Regions from separate parts of the Homo sapiens genome. Here region 2 is linked to region 1. Evidence: chromatin contacts called from ENCODE Hi-C data. All regions are on one chromosome and are shown on one strand. The core of a region is the stretch at or near the end of the contact, and the rest is flanking DNA. Distances in the headings are between cores, read along the strand shown.

The links. A loop is a pair of places that touch in the nucleus more often than their neighbours do. Pooled maps may share reads with other maps.
Region 2: a loop to region 1 is called in a map with no recorded cell type, with 6 times the contacts of the local background. The contact joins two enhancer-like sites. A Hi-C loop is called at or near these places in 23 of 37 single-sample maps with no recorded cell type and 6 of 50 pooled maps.

The regions. Positions count from the first base shown.
Region 1 is chr2:13,520,325-13,525,575 of GRCh38, reverse strand. It overlaps LOC105373485 (a long non-coding RNA gene), which reads left to right. Exons shown (of 2, transcript XR_922814.3): 2 at 2,221-5,251. Among named protein-coding and RNA genes, the nearest start is that of MIR3125, 790 kb to the right of the region's middle. RefSeq lists enhancers at 2,045-2,414, 1,794-2,993. Within about 2 kb of position 2,220, at least 3 of the 41 ENCODE cell types and tissues checked have a DNase peak (open chromatin) inside an H3K27ac peak, as active enhancers do.
Region 2 is chr2:13,648,912-13,654,467 of GRCh38, reverse strand. The region is part of intron 2 of LOC105373438 (a long non-coding RNA gene); the gene reads right to left. Among named protein-coding and RNA genes, the nearest start is that of LINC00276, 750 kb to the left of the region's middle. Within about 2 kb of position 1,352, at least 2 of the 41 ENCODE cell types and tissues checked have a DNase peak (open chromatin) inside an H3K27ac peak, as active enhancers do.

The DNA of each region.
Region 1 (5,251 bases), core at 971-3,470:
TGTAAACCATGCTAGCACATACCAAATATATATATGTGTGTGTGTGTGTGTGTGTGTGTGTGTGTGTGTGTGTGTGTGAAATCATTTCAAATTCTTATTCTGCATACTGGGAGAAAATAAATTCTAGACTTATTTGGTACTGAAGTCATTAATACCAAAGAATTTCCATATTAATATTACTACTCATTGATTTACTGTGTCAGTATGACTCTGTTACACCTCGTATCTGCCAATAGTGATTAAGCGCTGAATGGCATTTACCTGTAACATTTGTCTACTATGAACTGTTTTCAGGAAGATTTAATTTACACATTTAAGGACAGTAGAGCCAATATAATGTTGTTTAAAAATAGCATTTCTTAACTGCTATAAGACATCTATGAGTCTTCAACCCTATTATTCTGTCTCTTCCTTTCGTTTTTATTAATGACATTGCAGCACAGCTGAAGGCATGTCACAATTTATCATTTATCTTGAATATAGAACATGGATTAAAACAATAAAATTAGTCACCTATATATTGGCTTTCTTTTTTTTAACTTTTCAATTAGATTGACATCATTAGGAAAGACATTGACTATGAAGTACATCAAAATGAAGAACAAGTGGATATATTTTCACATGAATCCAGTTTTGTAAGTGGCTTATTAGGAAAGTGAGGTGGGAAAAGCAGTGGGAACGCGGAGGGCTATATCCTTTCTCTAGCTTGGCTGCTAACTCATTATTTATCTCAACAGGGTTACATCTCTCTAAGCCATAATTTATTTCTCTATAAATCTATGAGTTGGGAGTAACAAGCTGGTTTTCCCCAGGTATTAACAGAGCTACTTCCAGGGTTCACCACAATTGTAACTTGGTTTCACTTCTGATTTTACATTTAACTTTAAAAAAGAAAACTGAAAATTTTCACGTGTGGATGCTTTATTCATCAACTTTTCATACTTTGTGTTTGTTGTGGAGTGAATGCTGGATTAATCCCTTTTTTGAGTGTAACAGATAGTCTCCTCTGCATTTTTTGCTTAATTAAAATTGCCACTCTACTATGGACTCAATTATGTCCACTAAAAATGTATATGTTGATGCTGTAATCCCCAAATGTGATAGTATTCAGAGATAGAGCCTTTGGTAGATGAGGTTGTAAGGGTGGGGCCCTAATGATGAGATTGTTGCCCTTATAAGAAGAGACACCAGAGAGCTTGATCACTGTCTCCACCATGTAAGGACAATGAAAAGGCAGCCAGATAGAATCCAGGAAGAGAATCTGATCCTGCTGGGCTTCTAACCTCCAGAGTTCATCTTGGACTTCTAACCTCCAGAACTGTGAGAAATGAAATTATTGTTGTTTAAACTACCCAGTCTATGGTATTTGATATAGCAGCCTGAGCTGCCTAAGACATCTTTTTCTGACTGTAACAGAATAAAATCTTTTCTGCATCCTTTGCTTCATTAAACATTTTTAATATATAGATTTTTAAATTTATGAGAGTTTTATGGATATTAGGCAACCAAAACAAAGCGACAAACTCATTAGGATGTTACAGGCTTTATAAGACCCCATGAATTCCCTCCCCCATCTCAAAGTCACTTATTTATTAAAATGACCTTAATTTTCCATATGATTTTTGTTAAATACATACTACCAGTTTCATTGTGTGTATTTTTTATTGTATTAAAAAGTTCCTTCGCCTATTCTGTATGTCCACATATAAAATAGCCTGTGACAAAAATATTCTACACTGAGAATGTGAAACTTGAGAAAAGGAAAATAGCTGAGAGCAGTCTGAGATCTGCAAAGTATGCAGACCCAGAGAGACGTGGGTATGGGATTCAGTCATGCTCACACCCCACACCCATGCCTAGGGGAAATTGTTTAAAGTCATTTTGTTCCTGACTGCCTCACTCAATACCTTCATGTTCTTAGAATTTATGATACAAAGAACAATGCTGAGCCAATCAATGGCTTATATTATTTTAATGTAAATCCTCGGTAAAAACCTCAGGAACTGACTCTTTCTTTCCCTTTAAAATCCACTTGTTACTGTTGCTAATCAGAGTGTATATTCAGGACAAATAGAATCTATGCTCTTGGGCTGCAGCCCTCAAACTTGGCCCAAGTAAACTCTGCTTAGTAATAGATTAATTTTAGCTCAGCAGGTTCCTTTGAGATAGGCATATCTGGCATCGTCAGCAGGATTCAGAGTGACTCATTCTCACCACCAGGTGCGGTGTTTCTGCCTGAAAGCAGTGCTTGATACCAGCACGAACTCTGCATCTTCAGAAGTCCCACTGGGTGTTCTGGGTAAGTTCTCCAGAATTAGGACCTCCCACTCCTTGGTTGAAATATAGACTTTATTTGGCTGTTTTTCAAACTGTCTCTTTTCTTTAAGAGAGGGCTTTGGTCTCTGTCTTTGGACACAAGCTCCAAGTAAAGAGCTCTGTAGAAAATGTCTTTTTGCTGCTGTGTCTCACAGGAGAGGTTCAGATCAAGGTTCTTCCACCTCTGCCTCAGGACTGGAGGCTTAGGTCAAGGTTTTTCTGCCTCTGTCTCACAGCAGAGGTTCAGGTCAAAGGATTGGCAGTTAGACACGGATGGTTTTGTTTTATATGGCCTACTTTTAAGATTAAAACTGTTTCTTCTGCTTAAAAATTCAGACCTATCCTTTTATTTGAGACCAATTCCTGTTAGTTTCTAACCGAAAAGTGTTCCCTCTTTTTGCTCTTCCAAACAGGTACACTATGAAAGTCTGGTCCTCATACACTGAGCACACTATTGCTCCCTGGAAGTTAGAGACAGTCTGAGATAAGTTACACTTTCACCCTAAATACATTCCCAGGCTTGACACTTTTGAAAAGTTCCTAAATTATGGGAAGTCAAGCATCAAAATTAGAGTATTCCTTTTAGAAACACCAGCTGGATTTATGTATAACACTCGTGGGGTATCCTCTTGTAAAGGCCTAGGAAAGTGGACCCACCTAACCTGGTGATACAGAAGGCAGAAATTATTTAGGCAGATAGTGAGGGCAACAGAGTTCTTGGCAGAGCTTCCCTTCTAACAAAAAGCAGCCCCCCAAATCATTGCTTTTCTAACAAAGAGCAGCCTGAAAAATAGAGCTGCAAACATAGATAATCAAGCAGGAAGCTTGCACGGGCGAATGCTGGCAGAGGCACCAATAGAAAAGGGCCACCTGGGGGCCAGGCATGTCCAACACGGAGGCTCCATCTTCCCTTTTCTTGTTACCATGTGTAGAGTAAAGAAACGGGCAACATGGCACAGCTCAGGCAGAAGACCCGCCTGCATAATAAAAGATTATGGTAGGGGTGGCCAGAAATTCATACCCTATGCACACGGCACATCTAGTCCCAACCAGTTTTTCATGACCTATGCAAGTGGCACACCTGGTCCAACCAATGTTTCACACCCTGTGTAAATCAAACACTGCCTCCTCACCAGGCATCTATAAAACCCCTTGCATTTCACCATGGATCCGGCAACCCATTTTTCTGGACCCCTGTCTGCAACAGAGAGCTCTTCTCTTTCTTTTGCCTATTAAACTTCCACTCTCAACCTGACACTTTATGCATCTGCATCCTAGATTTCTGTGTCTGTGAGACAACAGATCTTGGGTGTTACTCCACAATGAGGCCATTTCACTGGGACGATCATAAACAGCAGTAACCAAAATAAGAATCCTTTGCTATGTTGAAAATAATTCTTTGTGCACACAATTGGAAAAAAAAGCTGGTTTTTGCACCACACAAACTGAATCAGAGTAGTTTGTTTGTCTTGAATTAAATCTGGTAATAAGAAATTTAAAAAGATTCTTTCTTAGAGCTCTATGGTCAGAAGTCAGCTTAACTAAAAGCTGACATTTAGGCTATAATTTTAAAAATAAGAATAAAAGGGGCTTTCTGCATTTTCTTCTTTTGGATCCTGTTTTGGGGGATTTTTTTCCGTTGACTGAAACTCTTTTTAAATGTGTTTGATCCCTCTGGTTACTTCCTATCTTGTTGGCATAATTTTTGCTGAGAAAAATGTAAAACATCATTTGCCTTTTAGAAAGCTTAACATGCCCCCAAATTGGCTCTTATAAGACTTATTCTTTTGTTTCTTTTCACTTCTGATCCTTTTTTCACTATTTTTGATACCACAAATAATAGTAGTAATAATAATAATAAAATAATATAGTATATCTCTAGAGGAGATATATTGTATTATTGTCTTTCAAAATTGTATGATATTCCTAAAATTATGATGTGTTAACATATGTTGTCAGACACAAATATGGTTATTATGTTACACTGTCATTCGCCACAGAATTTCCTTGTCAATTGTGTTTTTAACCATGGTTAGTCTAAGTCTTTTGTCATTCATAGAAAATTATTGTTTTACTTGGATTCTTCTCAGAAAGTGGTTTACAATTGACAACAGTCCAAAATTTGCTTTTTTTTTTTTTAAGACAATTCATGAGAATGAACCCTGACAAGTACTCTTGAATACAGGTTTCTAATAACTTTGGAGATTGTATTATTAGACTAAGTAAAGACTTTAAGAACTCCCATAAACTGATGTGTTCATGAAGATTTCTAACTCAACATCAAGCAGAATGAGAATTTATTATGTGGGACTGAACTGATAGAAAAAGAAGACTGAAATGCTTTTTAGGACTTTGTGTTTAAAACATTGCTGATTCTTTTTATATTTGTTTTGCAGAGTAAATGAAACTTTTTTGAGCTGTTTATAGCTTACAGAATTGGGTGAAATATAACATTTGTGAACAACATTCTCTATACCTTATTTCTCCAAAATTTAAAATCCATTTATTAATAATCTTATTTTATGGTAACCATAAAATAAGATACACTGATTATTATACTAAGGCTATGACCAAAATGGCATATTTTTGGATATTATCAGACTGCTTTAAAAAATTAAGATTGACTTTATAGAGTCAATAAAAAGTCCTCAGAGAGATTGACCTGGTACTTTGTCTACATAGTTCCTTTCAAAAATTCTGACCTTGCAGTAAGTAAAGAATGTCAATATCCAACAGGCCCAGGAAACTCAAGATATCTTGGGGACCTTGAGAAGGGAGAAGTTTATTCAATTTGTACAGGTATTACAGGCACATTCTAATTGTGAATCTTTGACTTGGCTTCCTAGCCTGGAGACTTATAAAAGCCTAATCTGAAATTCCTTAAGAAAGTTTCAGCAAAGCCAATTTAAAAGAGCCTATATGGTAATCGCTATTC
Region 2 (5,556 bases), core at 103-2,602, 130 kb before region 1:
TGGGGCCTGTTGTGGGGTAGGTGGATGGGGGATGGATAGCATTAGGAGATATACCTAATGTTAAATGATGAGTTAATGGGTGCAGCACACCAACATGGCACATGTATACATATGTAACAAACCTGCACATTATGCACATGTACCCTGAAACTTAAAGTATAATTTTTTAAAAAAAGCAGTAAAAATAGAGGTTGTTTAAACAAAAATCTTTGTTTTCTATAAAAGAGGGAAATAATATAAAGAAAAAGGCATTTTTTTTGTACATAGACATTTTTCTAGCTGGAGACAACCGTAAAATCACCAAGATAATGTTATTGTATAGATGTACAAGTGGAGAGCAAGAGAAGATTTACATATCTAAGCCCACAGAGCTTATTAGGTGTAATAACTTAAGTTTCCTTTTCCGAGCCCAGGGGGTGAACCTAGATGATCCTCTTTCCAAGAAATAGTTATTGATTTTTTACACACAAAGGCATGGTGCTACACAATGAGAGTACATTTTCCATTCAGGCCACAGAAGAAGTGAGTCTCTCATTGGATAATATTTATAATTCTTTTCTTATTTCCACTGCTTGAGCAATATACTGATCATGACAGAGACAAATGCAATCTGTAAAAGACACATAAGTGCAGTGAAAAGCCTTGCAGTTCAGAGAGAAAGAGATTGATCAACAACTGCAGAGGCTATTGTTGGAAACTAAAGCATATTGTGGAATTCAATTAAGGGTTTTTGTTAATTAAAGATTGTTGCTGAAGCAAGTGAATAAACGAATACCAAAATATACTAAATAAGAGCACTAAAGAAAAAATGTCACATTCTCATCCACATGCTGAAGACTACGAACAGACAAAAATAAAATTTTGGGAATTTGAAAGACAAATTAACAGGGTTAGCCTGGAAGAAAATAATTCTTGCATAAATGTAATTACACATTTATTATCGAGTTAGGAAAAAAAAATATCAAAATGTGCTTGTCTTAATTTAGGGTTATCAAAAATGGACAGAAAAAAGAACTTGCATACATACAGATGTTTTTTGGGGAGATGATCTATGGAATAACAGATTTTAGAGCATGAGACAGGAAAAGAGGAAAAGCTAACTTAAGGTCTATTATTGTTATGTCATCTGTAGGCAGCATGAGACTTCTGACAATCATAGAGGATGCTTTTTAGATTGTTCACCTAAAAAGCTAATGCCTTTTCCCACTGTCTGCAGTAACTGTTAGTTAAAGGTTGCCTTGAGGATGATAAGCCCCTGCCCTTCCAGATGAAATTGCCACTGAAGAAGACCTGGCAACAGAATGCAGAAAGTTGGGCGGAGTTGACACTAGGTGAGTCATTGGCAGCAGGAAATGAGTCTGAGCTCCTCATAACAGTTCACAACAGCTGTGGCTGCATCTGAGGTGGGCTGAGGGGGCATGTCATAGGCACCAGAGGTATCTACTACAGCACTGTATTTCCTATATAATTTGTTGTAAACAATTTTTATTCAAGACACTCTTCTTTTTTATGCCTATAATTAAGAGAATGTACCCATCCAGGCTGTAGGTTCATTCCTATCTACCTATAAGTGGGTCCCATTTACACTTCATAAGAGGGTCTAATGGTCAGCCATGCCAAAGTCAGAAAAGCAGTTATCCCCTGCCATTTACTCCCTCATCTGCCTGATTATTTAATGCTTTCTGAATGCTTCCTGATTGATTCAATTTGTATTTTGCTTCATGTTGCACTTCTTCCACGTTTCCAACTATTTATTCCATGTGCTGATGGAGATGACTTATTCATGAGTCACACAATGATCATTTGATTATTTGTTTAAATTGTAATACTGAGCAAGACAATTTCAGTGATCATTTGCTTTAAAAATAAAAAGTATTCTAGCATATTATTAATGAACTTTTAGATAATGATAGTAAAAGGAAAAATGCATTTTATAATAAAGAGATAATGAGTTAGTTTTTGAATATGCTGTTAAACAGATAGCAGAAAAAATTAATATGCAAAATAAAACTATCTATAAAACTAGAGATCTAGATTTGGGAATTATTGATATTAGATGACTAGAAGATGAATTCCCATATGTAAAACTGAGAAATAAAACAGATGAAAATAGATTTCTTGCATGTGCATACAGAAGGCAGAAGAAGAGTAAGAGAGACAGGAAATAGGGTCAAGATTTTTTTTTTAATTTGCATGTATGTTTTAGGAAGAAGAGAAAAGAAAGATTTAATTAAAGTGTTGAGTATTAGTTGTAAATTTGAAATCAAGAAGTGACAAAGAACTCTATATTTAGTGATATGCCATTTTTCCTCTCATGAGTGCTTTTGGTGAACTGATGGCAAAGGTTTATTTGCTGCAGAAGGGCTAGAAAGGGAGTACAATCTGAGGACATGGTGAGAAGCCTGAAACTGAAACCCATAATTTTGAGTGTCTCCTATTATCATGAGTAGATTTTTAATTTAGCACAGTTTCATTTTCATAGAATTTTAAAGAACTTCTCTAGTGAGAAAGAAACAATGGGGACAGAGAAATTGAATCCATTACAGGAAGGCAATCATTGACACATAAATTGATGGAGGAGTTAATCACATAAAAGTAGCCATACAATGTTCCCTTTTCAAAAAGGTGTGAGACAGATACAGTGAAAATACAAACTATCCATAAATCAACTGAGGGGAAGCTGTAGATATGATTGATGATCCTAGTACTCACAGGTAGAACATAAAAAGCATAAGTTCATTTGTCAGGGGGAGGTGGTGTTTTGGTACTTGAGAAGAGTAAAATTAATAATGAAACTGTAAATGATAGTACATATTTATGAGATAACAGTAAGGTTCTGTTTATATGCCTGGTAGTAGACAAAAGGTTTAGGATTTCTGTGGATTATGAGTGTCTCAGAAAGTCAGGATTGGGTGCTAACCATTGCTTTGCCACTAGCTGAATAACCAACAAGTCACTTAACATCTCCCCATCTTAATGTACCTTTTTCTAATTTTTTTTTGATGCTGACAAAAAAGCTTTGTAGAAGCAAAAGTGATAATAATATGATGAAAATGAAAAGTGATGAATCCAATAAGATTTACAGAGGAATTAACCCTTGACAGCTGTGTGGGATGGCCTGTGAAATATAAACACCTACACACCAGGAAGGCCTGTCTCCCTTGAGACAAAAGAGTGGACAGAGAAGAGAGTCTTAATGGTCATAGTGGCAGGAAGCAGACAAATGCCTAGGCAGATATGGGCAGGTCTGCAATGAAACCCCACCACCTTCAAGCCAAAAACAGCCAGAAGGCTGAAACACCCAAGTGTTCATTCTGGATGAAAAATGTGACACAGAGTGAGAACTTCTTTTCCTGTTTTCTTGCCCTTTCCTGGTTGGTTCTTTCTGAATAATGCTTGATGAATCAAATGTTTCCTTTTCCCATATTACCTACAGCCCGCCCCTCCCCCATCCTGTGCCTATAAAAACCCCAGATTCAGCCACCCTGGGGGAGAAACCACCCAAGCATGGGAGTGGGGGACCATCCATTTCCCCTCTGCTGAAAGTTATTCTGTCAATCAATACAATTATTCTCTACCCTCCTGACTCTTTGAGTCAGAATATCCTCATTTTTCTTGGACATGAGACAAGAGCTTGGGACACACTGAATATGTGTATAGAAAAGGCTATAACATCGTGGCCCTCTGCCCTCTGCTGGAGGAGGGCAGACACACCATGTGACAGAAACACTGGCAGGGTTTTGCCTGCCTTGATGCCTTGGGCCGAGGTGCAGCAAGGGAGCATCTGGCCAGGTGTTTCTGGCTGGCAAAAGTGATGGAGAAGAATCCTGTGTCATTTTCTGGGGGATCATCTGGGATCCCTGAAGGGTGAGTAAATGTGGAACTACACTCTTCATTGTTTTCTAAGGCTTCTTGTCCTCAGACTTTTTACTAAAGACATATGAAGGACCAAATCTCTGATTAGCTAGTTAAGAGTGAATAGCACTACTACAGAGGACAGGATGCAGGAGAGGACACTGCCACCACCACCCTCTTGGCTCTCAGGGGTTGGGAATGTCAGTTTCAGTATAATCTAGTCTTTTTTATGGCATTTTCCTTCTTTATTTTAGGGCGTCATGGCACCTATCTTTTCTTTGACAATGTTGGGGTGTTGTTGCAAACTAGAGACATAACTGGATAGTTATATTTCTATAACTATCCAGTTATAGTCATCAAAATATGTAATTCAGAACAGTCATCAACAATTTAATTCAGAATAGTGCAGTTTTCATCTATTCTCAGAAGCAGGGAGGAGTCAGTGATTACAAGTTGTTTGTTTTTTTTTTTCCCTGTTGAAGGAACCAATTTGCATGAGAGCAAGAGACTTTTTCCCCAGGCATCTTCCCCTCCCTGCATTAAAAGAAGTTTTTACTTCTTTTCTCCACCATGCTAGGAGTTAACACAGCCCTGTGAATACAGAAAACTTTTCTACGTTTCTTTTTTTTTTTTTCTGGAAGACATGTTCCTAGGTCAGGTCCCAAATTCTAAGGGACTCCCTGTTCTCTCCCTTGTTTGAGGAGGATTCAGTTCCACAGTTTTCACCTTAGCTTTTGGCTTATGGTAAGAAAGCAGTGAAAGAGCAGCCCTCCTGGCTGTTGACTGCAGTCTGGCAAGGGCCACCTGGGACTTATCTTAATGAGTCCATGTACCCTCCTGAGGTTTTTTTTTTTTGTCCCAAACTCAATCCCAAGCTTCCAGTTGAAGCCCTAGAAAGGAAAACTGGATTTGAGGGATCCAGAGGCAGATGACAACAGAAGTCAAGGGGCACAGTACACGTGAGTATGACTAATTCCAGCTGATTAGTGCCCCCCCAGTCCCCCTGCCCCGTTTCGTGGATGGAGATCATGCTCGTATACATGGCATAGATGAGATCTAGGGAACTCAAACGTTACTGACAGCGGGGAGGATAGGCCAGTGCATAGGTGAGTGCAGATGAATCCTACCCTGTTGGTCTCCCTGTTATATGGGTGAAAACCACATTGGCACCCACAAGTGGTGCCCACCGAGGTTGCCAGGACTCAGAAATATAAGTGCGGAAGACAAAACGGGGACACTTTTTTGTCTCTCTCTCTCACACACTCTGTGTATTCACTGGGAAGAGAAACAAACTACAGAATATATTTTTCCCCTATTTCCAGATGGGTAACCAACCATCGTCGGTCTGTATTTCTCTTGAATGCATCCTGAATCATTGGGACTCCTGTGGAAAAAAATGCCCAATTTCTCCTGTTTCCTTCTCCATCCTCTCTTTGTGGATGAGTAATTGTGTGTCCATAACACAGGACCCTCCCCTGGGATGTATTCCCCAAACTGAGAAAAATTTAATTTCCCCAAACCTTAAACTGTTTGGTTTAAAAATGAATCAGGAAGAAATTACAGATCTAACTACACAAGTCTCTTGAGGAGGGACAACTTTTACAGTATGCAAATAAAACCTATTTGTCTATTCCCCCTTTACAGGACTCCAGGGTCAAAAGGGCTCCACAGCTCAGGGGAAGGAAACCCAGCAGCCTGACA